2 separate regions of the Homo sapiens genome follow, and region 1 is linked to region 2. A link is a loop called in an ENCODE intact Hi-C map of the cell type or tissue named here. Cell type or tissue: psoas muscle. All regions are shown on one strand. Region 1 overlaps AUTS2 (activator of transcription and developmental regulator AUTS2). Region 2 overlaps AUTS2 (activator of transcription and developmental regulator AUTS2).

Region 1 (8,000 bases), 640 kb before region 2:
TGTTACTCTGCTGAGAGATGTGAAAGGTGATAGATAAGAGGGGGAAAATGTTTTCCAAGTGGCTTTTAAAGGCATCCAAATATAACTGCCTCCCACATCAGTCTATTAACGGGCACACTTGAGACATTTCCCTCTTCAAAAGGACTCTTAGAAAAGCAATGATGTGCTCTCAGCCTCCTCCTTTAGAAGACAAGGTTTACGAGGGTCAGAGACGCAGATCGGAGCCCACAGAACGCCATTCCCTGTTAACAGCACAGATTTGGGCCTTGTGCTTATGTCATCGGTTGCTAGGGAAATGCCCCTGCTTGAAATTCCTAAATCATTTCTAATAAAATCTGGCTGAAAAGTAAAGATCAGTTCACGCAAAGGCACAAGAATGGGCATGGAAGAGCGAGGAAACTGGAGGTGCCTTAAGCTGAGCCCCACTGCGCTGCAGTAACTATGGCGACTCTGGCCACAGGTGATGGGATAATGGTTGACATCCTGGAGAAGTCCTGGATGAGAACCTCCGGGACCTTATGTTTTATGAGAAGATTAAATACTTTGGGAAGGTATGGGAGGAAAAGCCCTAGGGAAGCCCTTGTTGAGGGTTCCTGCCAGTGTCTTCCCATAGAACCCAGTTTCCCCCAATCCGAATTTTTACCATCCCGCTTTGTGTCTCCCTCAGGAAGGACAGAGATCCTCCTCCTTTCTATTCTCTGCCATATCCCCAGAGCCTAGCACAGTATGACTGCTATGAGCATGTCTAGGAGTCAGCTGGACCGAGCTCCACCACTTACTAGGTGCGCGACCTTGGACAAGTTGCCTCATTTCTGAGCCTCAGTTTACTCACTTAAAAAATGAGTGAATTACATATAAAGTGAACAATACCTAGCAAAAAGAAAGTCCTCAATAAATGCTAGCTATTCATATCTAACTTCAGTTTCCCTGCCTATAAAATGCAGATGCTATTTCTAAATTCTTTTCTAAATTAAGAGCTGCTGTGAAGATTAGGGGATAGAATGTATGTAAAATACTTAGCCCACTGTATCATTAGATCAAAATATGGTACAAGGTAGGCTAAGCACTTTCTATCCATTGCCTCGTTTCATCCTCACAGCACCTGTAAGAGATGGGTTTGGTTATTCCCATTTTACAGAAGGAAAAATTGGTTCTAAGGTGTTTTAACTAGCCCAAAGTTCCACAGCTAGTAAGCGTCTTCAAAGCACTGAGATTCAAAGCAGTGTCTGTGAGAATCTTAAATCCAAAGCCCATGTTCAAGGTAACCATGACAACGCATACTACTTTGCAGTAAAGTTTTACAGCAATCATGCTTCCTCAGGTTAATTATGCAGAGTCTAAACATCTGGCCAGTCCAACAATTATTCTTTGCAAATCACTGAAGTCATTTCTGCACTCTGGGGCAACTTTTCCATAAGTCCTTCCAAGCCAGCAATAAGTTAATCCAGATAAACAATAAAAAAGCATTTAATTTCTTGACAACTTATCAGATCTAACTTAATATAAACTCCAACCAAATGGCTATTAGGGAACCAGGTCTCTAACAGAAAAGCCTACGGAGATCATCAAAGCTATGCAAGCCACCCTCCATCCCATTTGCATTAACACAGTAAGAGGCAACAGCTCCTGATTTGTTAGGTTTCTGGGATGGGCCTGTGGCAGATAGCATTACCCATGCAGGGTTTGCTTTCCCTTCCTTCCAAGGCCCTGTGGATCCCTGTGGATCCCTCTTCTCTTCTGCTCCTCCCTGTAGGAGTTTACTTCCTACTCCATTGATGGCAGGCTTGGTCATGTGACTTTGTCTGGCCAATGAGATTTTTGGAAACGCCACACCCACCTCCAAGTGGAGGCATTCTCTGTTTCTGTCTCTGCTCTTTTCCCCTTTACCAGCCGAATAACCACGATGGGGACTCCTCCTTTGGCCTGGATCCCAGAATAAAAACAAAGAAACCTGCGGCTGATTGGCAGATGACACCTAACATAAGACTTTTGTTGTTGTAGGACTCTGAGCTATTTTGTTACTGCAGCAAAATTTGACAAAGCAGACTCACAGAGACCCAGTGACTTGATGCAGAAGAGCAGACATCTGTCAAGATCCAGCATGTACTGGGGTCGTGGTGTATACGAGGAAATGCTTTATAATAGAAACTGCACATGGGACAAGGTGGCCCTTCACCCCAAGCCATACCAGTGGCAGAATACTTTTTCCCTACTCCCACATTCAGTTCATGCTGAGAGGCTTGTTCGGATGGAAAATTCTGCACATAGGATGCACACAGACCTATCAGAGCACCCCACGAGGGATTGACTTCTTCCACTCCTATCCAAGGGCTTTAAGGGTTGATGAGAAGTCATTTGTAGGAGGAGACCCAGAGGCCCAGCTCCTATGCCCAGCTTTCCTCTTGGAGGTAAAATGAATCTCCACTTTCTGGGCCACTTCATACAATCAGGCCTCAGAGTGCACTCTCCCAGTAAGTCCAGGCAAGCTCAGCTAATGACAAGAGTCAAGTCTGTGGGGTGGAGGAGGCGAAGGGGGAAAAAAGAGAGTGGAACAGCACCTCTGAGTTCAGGAGAGTCTGGAATCTCCTTGGTGAATTCATGAAATGGCTCTTCAATAGACAGCTGTTTCTACTTTTTAAAAGCACAGACTGGGCAAGTAGGTAAAATACTTTGATGTTAGCTCCGGGCTAAATAAAAGACAGCTGAGTAAAAGTTCAGGCACTATGAAATTAATAAAATCACTGTTGCACTCGTTCCACCAGAGGTTCAGGAATAAACTGGTAAAAATCCGAAATGCACGGAGCGGATTACTCGAGTGGGAATCAATCATTTTCTCCACTGAAGTTTTCTGGCATTTCCTTATACAGTACAGTCACTGGATTCATAATTCACCAAAGGTGCTTCCTGAGACTGCGCTTTCTGAGTAATTGAGACAAATTCTGTTAAATAAATTCCAGACGAGAGTGTATTTGACTTATGCACAGGAAAGGAAGGAATTCTTATATAAGCCGCAAAACAATAGAGTTTTATCTTATCTGAGGAACTTATTGCTGCTTGCCTGTGTGTATTTTACTGCCAAAATAAAATAAATTGAATCAGCTCACACATGATAACATGCTCTTTCCTAACTCATACTAATTGCTTAGCTAATTGATGTTTGTTGAACTTTCTCCATTTCATTGAGTGATTAGGTACAAAGCTAACAGTTGACATCTGTAGGCGCTTAACTGGCGTCTGTAATTACTGTTAATGTTAAATAATTGTTAGTTAATTGGAGTGGTAACTGACTGAATGGAATCCAGATTGTGAAGCAAAAAGAAACCTAGTTAAATAAACATACATATTCAGAGAAAACAACATTTTTCTGCAGTTGTCAGAAACTAGAAATAATCCAGAGGCCACGGGCTAGCCACGGGCTTCCTCCATTTAGGAACCCTCCTGTCTGGGGTTGGCCCGCGTGATTGAGCCCTTTGTCACTCAACTGTTCTCATTAGACTCTAGAGAACTGATCTGATATTTTTCAATTCCAATTGTCTATCATGAATGCATATTACTTTCTGAGACAACCAAATACTAACTACATCATTAACTACACAAAACGCTAAATATGAATGGATTGAAGAGAGGCTGATGAACATTCAAGCTTTTTGGTCAATATTGCCAAGGATAGAGAAAACTCTTTCAAAGGACAGCAGTAATCGCCCAGTATAAGTCAAGGGCTTTCCACTGAGCTCAAAAGTAACCAGAGTGATGTTTGAACATCTGACTAAAAGAATGGAATGGGTTACACTGTAATCTACGCCTCCTCCATCACAGGGGCACTCAGGATGGAAAAGTGGCAGCTGTCAAAAGTTCTACCCAAAAGGCATCATCAAGATCACTTCGAATGCCTGGAATCTTCCACCCGGTTCACAATTCCAGTGATGGGATCCAGTATCCCAGGATTCACCACCACACGCATTCACAAGTTCGGCAAAAGATCAGTTCGGCCAAAGCAACTATTGGAAAATTTTCGGGAGACACTTTCATGCAACATGGAATATTTTTTGACTGTTACTGGTGGTTTCACACTAACAGTACAAGGCATCTGTTTCCAAGAACGCTCAAAGGATGATTCTATACAACAAATTCTCCAAGAGTCGGCTTCTATAGGAAGGTCAATTTCCATAACAAAAGGAGCTGATTGCATGCTATTTGCAGTATGGAGTAGGAGGAGGGACTGAACTACTCATAACTCCTTTGTCTCTTGCATCAAGTACCAATTACCCTTAAATACTACTTAACTCTCCAGACATCTCTATCTCCTAAAAACTCAAGAAAATGCTCTGAAATAGTACAAAGAAGGTCCAGAGGGAGAAAAATAAATGAGTGATGTTCTAACTCTCCCTTATGTGGAATTTAAGGCATGACAAAAACCAAACTAATTTACAGAGACTGAAACGGGCAGTTTGCTCTTGTGCACATCGGAAATGCACTTTACATCATGTCCTCCCTGCGACTAAACCCAAGACCCTAGGAGGAATTGTAAAATGGTCTCCATATGTTCATTATAAAGGGATTTTAAACTGTAAACCAAATTTTTTTCTTAAGAGAGCTATTCCACAGTCAACTGCATTATTTTCATGCATAGAATTATTTTATGGAAAGGCCTTTTTTTTTTTTTTTTTTTTTTGAAATGGTGTCTCACTCTGTCGCCCAGGCTATAGTGGCACAATCAGGGCTCACTGCAGCCTCGACCTTGTGGGCCCAAGTGATCCTCTCACCTCACCCTCCCAAGTAGCTGAGACTACAAATACACGCTACCAACCCCAGCTAGGTTTTTGGAATTTTAGTAGAGATGAGGTCTTGCTATATTGCCCAGGCTGGTTTTGAGCTCCTGAGCTCAAGCAATCCTCCTGCCTCAGCCTCCCAAAAGTTCTGGGATTACAGGCATGAGTGACCATGCTCGGCGGGAATGGGTTTTTCTTAAAAGTCAAATGGTGACCTTGATGGTAATATAACTCTTACCTTTCTGTCACCAAACCAAGGAAATCCCTTGTGTCTAAACCTAAAGAATAAGGTCATATGGTCGCCATGGAAGAATTTATTAGGTACCTGGTTACTAAGCCAGCAGTATCGCTGGGTAACTTGTTTCTTACCTCATCTCCTCAGATTTCAGGCAATTTTTAAGCTAGGTCTTCTTTCTACAATGCTGATAGAACCATACTGCCAAAAATATCCAAAGGCTTCACTAACCTAAAGGCTCCAACCTCATCTGTGTTCCACCGGAAATTCTCAGTGCAAAACCAACCCCAAGAAGAGGCCGGGTGTGTTCCACTAATAGGCCTGGTAGGGCCCGGGAGAGGAAAAGCAGTCCTGGTCAGAGAGGGCTCCAGGTGGCCAGAGCGTTGCGTCTGGTGCTCTTCTTGGTGAGTGACTATCCACTAGAACCTCCCAGGCTGATGGAGGTGAGGTGGGGTCCTGCCTACGAGGGTGAGCAGCTGCTCTGTTGCTGTTCACATTTCAGGAGACACTGGGTGCCCACAGTAGAAAGAAGCAGAATGAGGGGCCTCATTCCCTGCTGGAGGAAACCATTCAGAAATGCCCATTTAGCTGGGCACAGCTCCCCGATGGCTCACTCAGGAGGCTTTTCCCCAGGAGTACCCAGTTCTGCAATTTGAGACAAAGTTGAAGGAAAGAGAAGGGGTGAGAAAGTCACGGGGTAAAATACACCACTGTGCCCCTCTCACCGTCTATCTATGAGTTGTCTTGACTTGTCATCGTCTATCTGTGACTTGTCTTGGTTACGGGCTAAATCCTGGGAAGGAGGGCTCTGAACCAAGAAGGGAGAGCAATTCAGGGATTTTTCTCTTCCCCTAACCTAGACCACAGCCACATGCCAGGACTGGCATCCTATAAACAGAGGGCTCCACAGAACTCCTGACGCCTGACTAGTGTTGTCCTTCCTCCCAGACAGGCTTCCCTTCTTTTCTTTCCTCCTCAAGCAGCTCTGCTCTGGAGCAATCCAAGAGTTTTAGGAAAGATTCATTATCTTGGCAGGATAATTGTGTGCAGCAAAGAACTCATTTTCTGCACTTTTGTCTACAGACCAAACTGGTGACACCAGCAAGGATCTACAGTAGGCAAGAGAGGATAATAAATACTAGCCATGTTGAATAGACTGAAAGTTCCTTTATAGAATAAATACCCCAGAATTTGGGGTACAGGTCCTGTTGCTCCTATAGCATTTCAATCAACTAAATAGGGTTACTAAGTCTCTCTCTGTGCCTCTGTCTCAGTGGGAAAATTAATTTTTTCTTTGGCAGATGGTTGAATCACAAAGACAGAAGGATTCATAAAATTCACATGAACATCCTGTAAACATTTAAACACATAAAGATTAAATATGGCAACTATGACCTTGATTAAAGTTAAACTGTTTTTTTGTGTCTACAACGCTAAGCCCTGCTCAATGCCACACCCCTTTCGAAATGCTCAGTCCTCATTAGGCATGTTGTGTGTACATGCAAGCATGTGCTGTTTGATTAACTTGTTTTAAAGCAGGAAATAAAAGGCAGGAGAAGAAAACGACCATTCGGAACACCTAAACACAAAAATCTCTATGAAACTGGATGGCATCTATAACACAGGGAAAGTCAAAATAAAATCGATGAACAAACGTGATATAAAATATACTCACTGTATCCACTCTGTTTCAACCCCTGCCCCTTCCCAATTAATTGTTTTATCCCCACCAGAGATGTTGGCCCTGGAATAGGTTTTGTTATGATTGAAAATCTTGACCTAAAGAGGGTAAATGACTTATTCAAGCTCACAAGCTGACTGATGGGCCTCGAGCCACGGCCCCTGCTGCCTCTGCCTGAGCTTCATCTCCGCACTGTGCAGCCCAACATCAGGGCTGCGCCCCCCCAACCCCCACCACAATCAGCTTGTGAGATTAGCACTGCCCTCCCACGGTGAAATTTTATGGACCAAATCTGCCTGCCACCAGGCTCAGCAGCATAATCTCACCAGCAGCTTAAAGCCACACTCCTCTAAGGCCAGAATACTACCAGTCTCTTGAGAGGGAGAAGTGATGTGTAACTTAAACATCTGGAGGTGGAGGGATACACGTGTCAGCTCCCCTGCACTCTGGTTAGATTGTCCCATAAGCTGGGGCTTTGAAGATTTCCCCAGTTGTGTTTGTTACCTGGTGTAAATTTGCCCTTTCTTATGATGCTTTTTATTGCTCTTGGCTAAAGATACTGGACAAAGATAGGAGACCTGACTTTCAGGCAGGCAGGCCGCCTTGCAGGAAAACTTGAACTTGATGTGCATGAAGCTGACAGTTCCTTGAAGGCCTTGTCAGCCATTCATCCTGTAAACACTGCCACTACCCGGAGTAAAAACAGACCCAAAACCACAAGCCTATAAGGAGACTCTGCACCTGTCCTGAAGCAATTATTGACATTATCGCTACACAATGAATCCCTTTTTGAAGTTGTTTTCCTGATATTTAGCAGTTTGAATACTAATCCCCTTAACAAAACTGTCCCCGATGCTTTCCCCCTCCACACCCCCCTTAATCTCTTTCTCCCCAGGGAGGAAAGGGGGTGCGGGATACCAGTCAGTCTACTTTGCACCACCTGGATTCGCACTGATTCCGTCTCTTGTCATTCATGTTACCAACAGGAATTAGCATAAGGCATTAAGGGGAAACTCTGGAGGAGAAAAGAAAGGCCATTTTGATGGAAATAAGGGGCAAAGGAATAATCTGCCATCAACTAAAATGCTTATTTGTGTATGGTTTCCCAAGCAAAGCTTAGAAAAAGCCTATGTTGATTTTAGTGTACACAAAGAAACCTTAATCCTTTCAAGGCAACTAAATCACCCCTAGAAAAGCAGCTCAGAAGAAAGGCACCCTGTCAGGGGGAGGGCTATTCACAACCAAATAGATGCCACAAATCACACTCTGTAAGTAAACAAAAATAAGAATGTGGGAAACGTTTGATTGGAAAAGG
Region 2 (8,000 bases):
GAACCCTATTACTGAGGTACTTCTGCCTCCCCAGGCTCCAAAGAGGTCAATTCTTGCCAATCCCCACTAATCACTTGGAAGCCCTGGTAGGCCATGAGATCAGCTGGCCACATACTTAAAAGGCCACAGTGACTTTACCTAGTCAGTCCCCCAATGCTTTAGAAAATTATATGGACGCATTAAGATGCAAGTGACAGTCAAATGTCTTAGTGGTGAAAAGAAATCTCAAGTCCAGAATCACTACATCAATCCTTCTGGATTATCACTACTTATCGAAAGGTCTCACAGACTGAAAGTCATACTTATATAAAAAGTGCAGATGCCCAAGGCAAAACAAGTGATCACTTGGATTTCCTTCTGACATGTGTGAGCATTTCTCTGTGGTTAGTTAAGTACCTCTGCTTTGCTAGGAAAACATGTCAGCCAAAGATCTGAGGAGTTGAAGTGGCTACATTAATCACCTTGTTGTTTGATTGCTTTTCTTTTCTTAAGCTACATTCACTATTAAACAAATATCATCAATTGCACTCGAAGTATCAGGACAATGTCCCTACAAGTCACTGCCACTATGACTGTAATGTGCCAGAAGAAATACAAAGCAGCTATATGAAATCCTTGAACATAAAATCTTTCATGATGATAATTTTTATCATAAGTGTAATATGCACTTATTTTAGAAAATAAATCTACTTATGGCCGGGCACAGTGGCTCACGCCTGTAATCTCAGCACTTTGGGAGGCCAAGGCGGGCAGATCACGAAGTCAGGAGATCAAGACCATCCTGGCTAACACGGTTAAACTCCGTTTCCACTAAAAATACAAAAAAAAAAAAATTAGCCGGGTGGGGTGGCAGGTGCCTGTAGTCTCAGCTACTCAGGAGGCTGAGGCAGGAGAATGGTGTGAACCTGGGATGGGGAGCTTGCAGTCAGCTGAGATGGCGCCACTGCACTCCAGCCTGGGCCACAAGCAAGACTCCATCTCTCTCAAAAAAAAAAAAAAGAAAAAAAAAATCTACTTATGTTTTGCCAGTCAGAACATAATCACTGACTGTAAACATCTGGGTGCATTTTCTTTCTGTTTTCAATTCATTCTTGTTCTCACTCTCTTTTTCCATACATAATTCAAATATTATTATATGTTACACTTTTTAGTAAAATTAAGATATAGCAAATATTCTGCCTTGTAGTAAATATTATGTGCACTTATTATTTAACCTCTGCATAATATTCCAAAATAGAAAATAACATAAATCAACCATGCATTTGCATGATGTTGGGTATTTTGGCTGTATGAAGTTTTTCTTTTTCCAGGTTTTTTTTTTTTTTAGACAGGTGCTCACTCTGTCACCTGGGCTGGGGAGCAGTGGTGTGATCACGGGCTCACTTTAGCCTCAATCTCCCAGGCTCAGGTGATCCTCCTGCCTTAGTCCTGCAAGTAAGCTGGGACCACAGGCATGTGCCACCACTCCCAGCTAATTTCATTTCTTAAATTATTTGTAGAGATGGGATCTCTCTATGTTGCCCAGACTGGTCTTGAACTCCTTTGCTCAAGCGATGCTCCCACCTTGAACTACCAAAGTGCTGGGATTACAGGCGTGAGCCACCAAGCCTGGCCTGAAGTTTTCTTCACATCTGATCACCAACTCAGCATGTCCTAGACAAAGAATTAATGGATCAAAAGCTATTAGTATTTTGAAGAATCTTGACAAACATTATAAAAGGGCTTTCTAGTGGTGTATAAAAGTGACAGTCTCACTATATTTTTCCCAGAAGTTAGTAGTCTCACTTCTATAAATCATTATTAATTTCCTAAGTGAAAAGTAGTACCTCCTTATTACTTTTAATTGCATTTCTTTAACTATTATGTATACTGCATTCTTAGATATTTAATTTCTATCATCATTCCAAACCAGACTTTATTGACTGGCAGTAAACTGAGCTAATTTAATTAAGAGAAGTTAAATGCCTCAAGCCTTCTGAGGAATTATTGTTTTAATGATGATTCTCTTTTGGTTAAAAGGCTGTAATCCAAAATGCATCATAAGTTAATCACACTGTACTTTTCGCCTCTTTTTCCCCACTAAGAACTTTTTCTTGAAGAAATGATTATCATTAAATGCCTAAATGAGAAAGATGTTTATCAAAACTGACATCATCACATAAGTTAACAAGCCTCCTGACTGTGCATTGACTTCGATATTATCACACTCCAGAGTGCTATACAAATTTGTAAATAGCTCTCAGGGGAGGACAAATAGAAGTGAGTTTGAAAATAGCTTAATCTCATAAAGTCTAAGTAAAAATGAGTAACTTTAAGATTCTTAAAATTATTTACTGGGGGCCAGGAGTGGCGGCTCATGCCTGTAACCCCAGCACTTTGGGAGGCTGAGGTAGGCAGATCACCTGAGGTCAGGAGTTCAAGACCAGCCTGGCCAACATAGTGAAACCCTGTCTCTACTAAAAATACAAAAATTAGCTGGGTGTGGTGGCATGCACCTGTAGTACCAGCTATTCAGGAGGGCTGAAGCAGAAGAATCGCTTGAACCCGGGAGACGGAGTGCAGTGAGCCGACACAGCGCCATTGCACTCCAGCCTGGGTGACAGAGCAAGACTCTGTTTGAAAAAAAAAAAAAAAAAAATTTACTGGGTATAGATCTGTAAAGTTAGATTTTAAAATTAAACTTTTACTAGGACATAAAGATGATTGTTGCAAACAGATAACAGACATCCACTTTTCATTCATTTCCTCTATTAAACATGACTTTGAACTTAAATATTTGTCTTCCCTTGGAAAAAAACAAAAACAAAGACTGGAATAAAGGACCATTCAACTCCAAAATTAAAAAGAAAATGTTAAATTTAGCTTTTTAAACATAATTTGGTAAGTGAAAATTTTATAATTTATGATCAATCACTATTAAGAAGGTAGTCAAAAGTAAGTTCAAACTGTACTTCAATTGCCATATAGGAATGTGCTTTGAAAATAAAAATTTATAAGATATTGCACATATGATTTTCAATTATTTTACAAAATTTTTTAAAAATGATGGCAAAATTATCAAACTGATTAATTTCTTATTATTGTAGCACCAAATAGTCCTACAGATTGCAAAGATCAGTCAGCAACATCGCTGCTAACACACAACTGATCTTATAAGCCTTAATTTCTTCTTATTCAAAACACAATTCATACAATACCAGCTACCTGAGAAGGAGGCTGAGGCAGGGGAATCGCATGAAGCCGGGAATTTGAGACCAGTCTGAACAACAAAGCAACGCTCCCTCTCTAAAAAAAACTGTTATTAAATAGCTGTGCATGGTAGCATACACCTGCAGTCCTAGCTACCCAAGAGGCTGAGGTGGGAGGATTCCCTGAGACCAAGAATTTCAGGCTGCTGTAGGCTATAATTGTGCCACTGCATTCTAGACTGGGTGACAGGGTGGGACCCTATTAAAAATAATAATATATATATATTTTTTTGAGATGGAGTTTCACTCTGGTTGCTCAGACTGGAGTGCAGTGGCACCATCTCGGCTCACCATAACCTCCGCCTCTCGGGTTCAAGCAATTCTCCTGCCTCAGCCTCCTGAGTAGCTGGTATTACAGGCATGGTGCCACCACACCCAGCTAAATTTTTTGTATTTTCAGTAGGGATGGGGTTTCACCATGTTACTCGGGCTGGTCTTGAACTCCTGACCTCAGGTGATCCACCTGCCTCAGCCTCCCAAAGTGCTGGGATTACAGGTGTTAGCCACCGTGCCTGGCAATAATAATAATTTTTTAAACAATTTTAAAAAACAATTCAGGAAAGTATCTAGCTGACAAAGTTTTGTGGTTTTTTTCCTTGAATTCTGGTAGATGAAAGATAAACATTTCTTTCATGTTACTGTAATGCACTGGTTTGGCCATTCAATATCCTTTTTATCATGGTAGGAGGGAGGCAAAGAAAAAATAATCTAATATATCACCAAAATGTATCTAGGGGAGGGTTGGGGTTCACAGGAATAGCTAGTGAAGGTGGTGGGATTGAACAGATTTCCAAGAGTGATTTGTTCAGATGCTGTGTTAGGGTGCTCTTTACACACAATCATATAGAAATGCCCCCCACCACTTCACATCTCTGTTTGTTCACTTGCTCCTTTGTTTGTTCAATCATTTGGTCATTCATTCATTCATTTATTCAACAATTGATGAGCGCCTACTATTGTCTCTGGGCATATAAATATGCATGTAATAATCCCCAGGTTAAATCTTAGAGGAGAAAGACATGTAACCCACAGACAAAGTAATACCTACTACCGGGAAAGATAGGAACATAGGATAAAGCAAATCATGATACAAACGACTGAAGTTCACATTGGTTTTGGAAGTCTAATAGTGCCATACATTACAATTCTAGGCTCCAACACAAAGCTTCACAAGGGGACTTTCTCCATACTATGACTCTTAAAAAGAATTTCACCATCCATTTTGGGAGGTGTCTTATCTACCCATGGTCCATCAGGTACCACATTTGCCTTTAAGTCTTTATGTCTAATTAACCCCAAATTATAAATCTGGGTGCAAACAATGACCAACACCAAGCAGCTCCCACTTGGAGGGCATTTGTGTGAAGAAAACCTAGACCTTGGCCCTCAGGAATGATAAACTCTCTAGTAAATGACAGACAGCAGTTTTGGAAGTGGTATGTAGTAAACATAAACCACTTTTGTTTGTTCCAAGGCCAAAAAGCAGCCATTGTATACTATCTACTTGCTGGATTTGTGTTGCTTCTATTCCCAGTTAAAGGTGCTATTTCTGGAGCTGACCCCGTTATAAAAGCTGGGGTGAGCTGGGCTTTTCTGCCTATAAGAGTGAGCAGCAAAGCAAAGGGTAAACCTCTGACTAGTCGGGTCACAGTACACAGACAATGATTCAGGTTTAGCTGACAGTGCCAGGCAAGGCATTTGTAATCTCCCCAGTTAGCACTAAATCAGCATGGTGTACACGAGCCCTTGACAGAGGACAGACAAGCGGGACTCACTAAAAGGATAAAGAGTGGCCTGCGAAGCACAGATGCTGAACACAGTCCAAATCCTTCGCTCCTTAAGCTAAAGATGCTTTGCTGAAACCCACATCCATTTGGGACAAGTCTTGGCTCTTCTGTAATAGAATGACGCCTTCTAGTCTGATCCTGAGAAAACAGACTATGCTCATTCCAAGAATTTAGAACTCAGTAACTAAAAGGCATACTCTTGCCACTCCTTCTACTCTCTCTTGCCCGGAGGAAAGAAAAGTCAAAGCAAAAATTAAGGAGATGCCATCCAAACCATTGTGATTACCCCGAGTAGGGTAATTCATGGTTTGAGTTCTTTATGCCTTCCTGACAATCAATCATGCCAAGCTGGAGAGCAGGTGAAGTGTGGCTGAGCAGGATCCTGAGCTCTTTTCGCGGTGTTCTTTTCAAGTTTACAAATACATTCAAAGAAGAAAAGAGAGAAGGGCCTAACAAAAACTCAGGCAAAATGGCCCTGAAAATGAACACTGCCACTGCTGTGTTAGACATCTAAGACTTTCCTTACACAATGCATGTGTTGTCTTACACGACACTTTCTGTTTCTGCCATTCAAAACACTCCAGAAGTGCTATCTATGAGGTGCTATGATCTCTGGTTTACCAGTGAGAAAACCGAGGCTGAGAGAAGTTAAATAACTCGCCCATGATCACACAAGCCAGGATACGAGAAAGCTGGGATTCTAAACTTGCTTGGGTTTAAGACTCCAGAATTTTGCTCTTCATCATTCTGGTATACCAACATAACATCCTGTTAAATGTGTAAATGGATTTTTATATATCAAATCCCATTTAAATCTAGCAGAGCAACTTGCTATTTAAAGAACCCCTAGGCTGAACCATTTTGAAGGAAAAAAAAAAAAACAAAACCCAAAACCCATCGGCAATGTGAATAACCACCCCTTGATTTGTTTCTCATCTAAATTCAAATTTTTTTGGTGATCATATCCAATAAAAACAAGTCCCACTTGGAAATGTTGAATGTGGTATGACTGCCAGCATCCATCACACTGTGGGTGGGGATGTTGGGAAAGGGGACTGGTTGGGGACAGGTTGCCCTACACTCTGAAGAGAAAGACTCTCATACACAAACAAGGCACAAAAGGGCTCGCTTAGCAGTTTACAACTCATGCAAAAGCACCTGGCCTTCACACTGGAAGTAATGAATCATAGATCTCTTTAACAGAAGGGAACTAAGATGGTCTCCTGCCCTCAGGGAAAGAAGATAATGTATCCACTTGACAAATGACCTAATAAGGAAGAATCAAAAAGGAAGTAGCCTAGTTCCTTTCCAAATTCTACCCAGGTTTACTGCCACAACTGACCTCTTAATTCAAAACAACAGAGTTCATGTAACTCTTTGCTAACAGAGTAAGGTGAGGTAAGTCTAAATTTTATTAAATGTTAACAACTAGCTATTTTACAGATTCCAACCAAGAGCTTAGAAACATGCGTAACATGAGAGAGAAGCACTATAATTTAGAAATGTCATAATGGGGATAAATGTCACGGTAGAATGATGAAACTAGCTAAGGATATCAAATTGCAACTTGTGAAAAACAATGTACGTTGGGATAAATATGTGTCTTATTTCTTCCTTTTTTTTTTTTTTTGAGACGGAGTCTCGCTCTGTCACCTGGGCTGGAGTGCAGTGGCGTGATCTTGGCTCACTGCAACCTCTGCCTCCTGGGTTCAAGCGATTCTCCTGCCTCAGCCTCCTGAGTAGCTGGGACTACAGGCGTGTGCCACGATGTCCAGATAATTTTTGTATTTTTAGTAGAGACAGGGTTTCATCACGTTGGTTGGCCAGGATGTTCTTGATCTCTTGACCTCGTGATCCGCCCTCCTTGGCCTCCCAAAGTGCTGGGATTACAGGCATGAGCCACTGTGCCCTGCCAAATATGTGTCTTATTTCTATAGAAGGTACATCAGTAATGATCAGAAAAAAACAACAATAAGAATATTTCAAATGAAAAGTAAAAATGTTTTCTCTATATAAAAGGAAGGTTTGTGAGAGAAATTAGGGAAGAAACAACTCGGCTGGGCACAGTGGCTCACGCCTGTAATCCCAGCGCTTTGGGAGGCCGAGGTGGGTGGATCACCTGAGGTCAGGAGTTTGAGACCAGCCTGGCTAACATGGCAAAATCCCATCTCTACTAAAATAAGAAAAATTAGCTGGGCATGGTGGCGGGAGCCTGTAATCTCAGCTACTCGGGAGGCTGAGGTGGGAGAATTGCTTGAACCCGGGAGGCAGAGGTTCCAGTGACCTGAGATCACGCCATTGCAGTCCAGCCTGGGCAACAAGAGTGAAACTCCGTCTCCGGGGGAGCAAAAAAAAAAAAAAGAAGAAATAACCCTTAAATTCCACCCACAAGCCTGCCCCAAGTTAAGTTCACCAAATAAATAGTTAATCCATTGTGAAGTTTCTTTTGCCAAACCATGATATTAAAAGTTATTAAGTATCTCATGTCTATATAGTACTTAGCAGAGTACTACCATAAGTATCTTTTATTATTTATGTTACAGTAACATTTTTTCAACCTATTATTATTAGGAAAGCTACCAACAGTCAAGGGATAATGCCATTTGGAAACATAATGACCTATTTGCTTTATTTATTGTGGTCATGTTGCCCCATTCTCTTCCTCTCTCTTAAAATTTTAATAGGAAGCTTTAATTAACTTAATATTTTAATACAAACCTAGCACCTCTTATTCCCTCCTTGAGAGGAAAATTAAAATACTAACCTGTTAAAACTTAAGGAAAGAAAACACCAGAATCAGGAATGCGGCTGTTTTCCTCTTGGGGACTGAGGAACTACCATTTACTGAGCACCTTCCATGTATGCCAGGCAGGCTACTAGGGACTTCACAGACATGATTTCACTTTGCATCACACCATTTCCAGAAAGTACTGTCTCCATTTCGCACATAAACAAGAATCTATTA

The links. Peaks named below come from ENCODE experiments on the same cell type or tissue, not always from the same donor. Only the 100,000 strongest peaks of a DNase experiment are listed, where the experiment ranks them.
Region 1: a loop joins it to region 2, with 3 times the contacts of the local background. A loop is called at or near these places in 5 of 110 quality-filtered maps.

Annotation. Positions count from the first base shown.
Region 1 is chr7:70,700,163-70,708,162 of GRCh38, reverse strand. All of the region lies in intron 6 of AUTS2 (activator of transcription and developmental regulator AUTS2), which reads right to left. Among named protein-coding and RNA genes, the nearest start is that of GALNT17, 430 kb to the left of the region's middle. RefSeq lists enhancers at 3,706-4,550, 7,235-8,000. In psoas muscle, no CTCF peak of the experiment used is centred here; no DNase peak of the experiment used is centred here.
Region 2 is chr7:70,061,178-70,069,177 of GRCh38, reverse strand. All of the region lies in intron 2 of AUTS2 (activator of transcription and developmental regulator AUTS2), which reads right to left. Among named protein-coding and RNA genes, the nearest start is that of AUTS2, 470 kb to the right of the region's middle. In psoas muscle, no CTCF peak of the experiment used is centred here; no DNase peak of the experiment used is centred here; H3K27ac peaks cover 3,174 bases.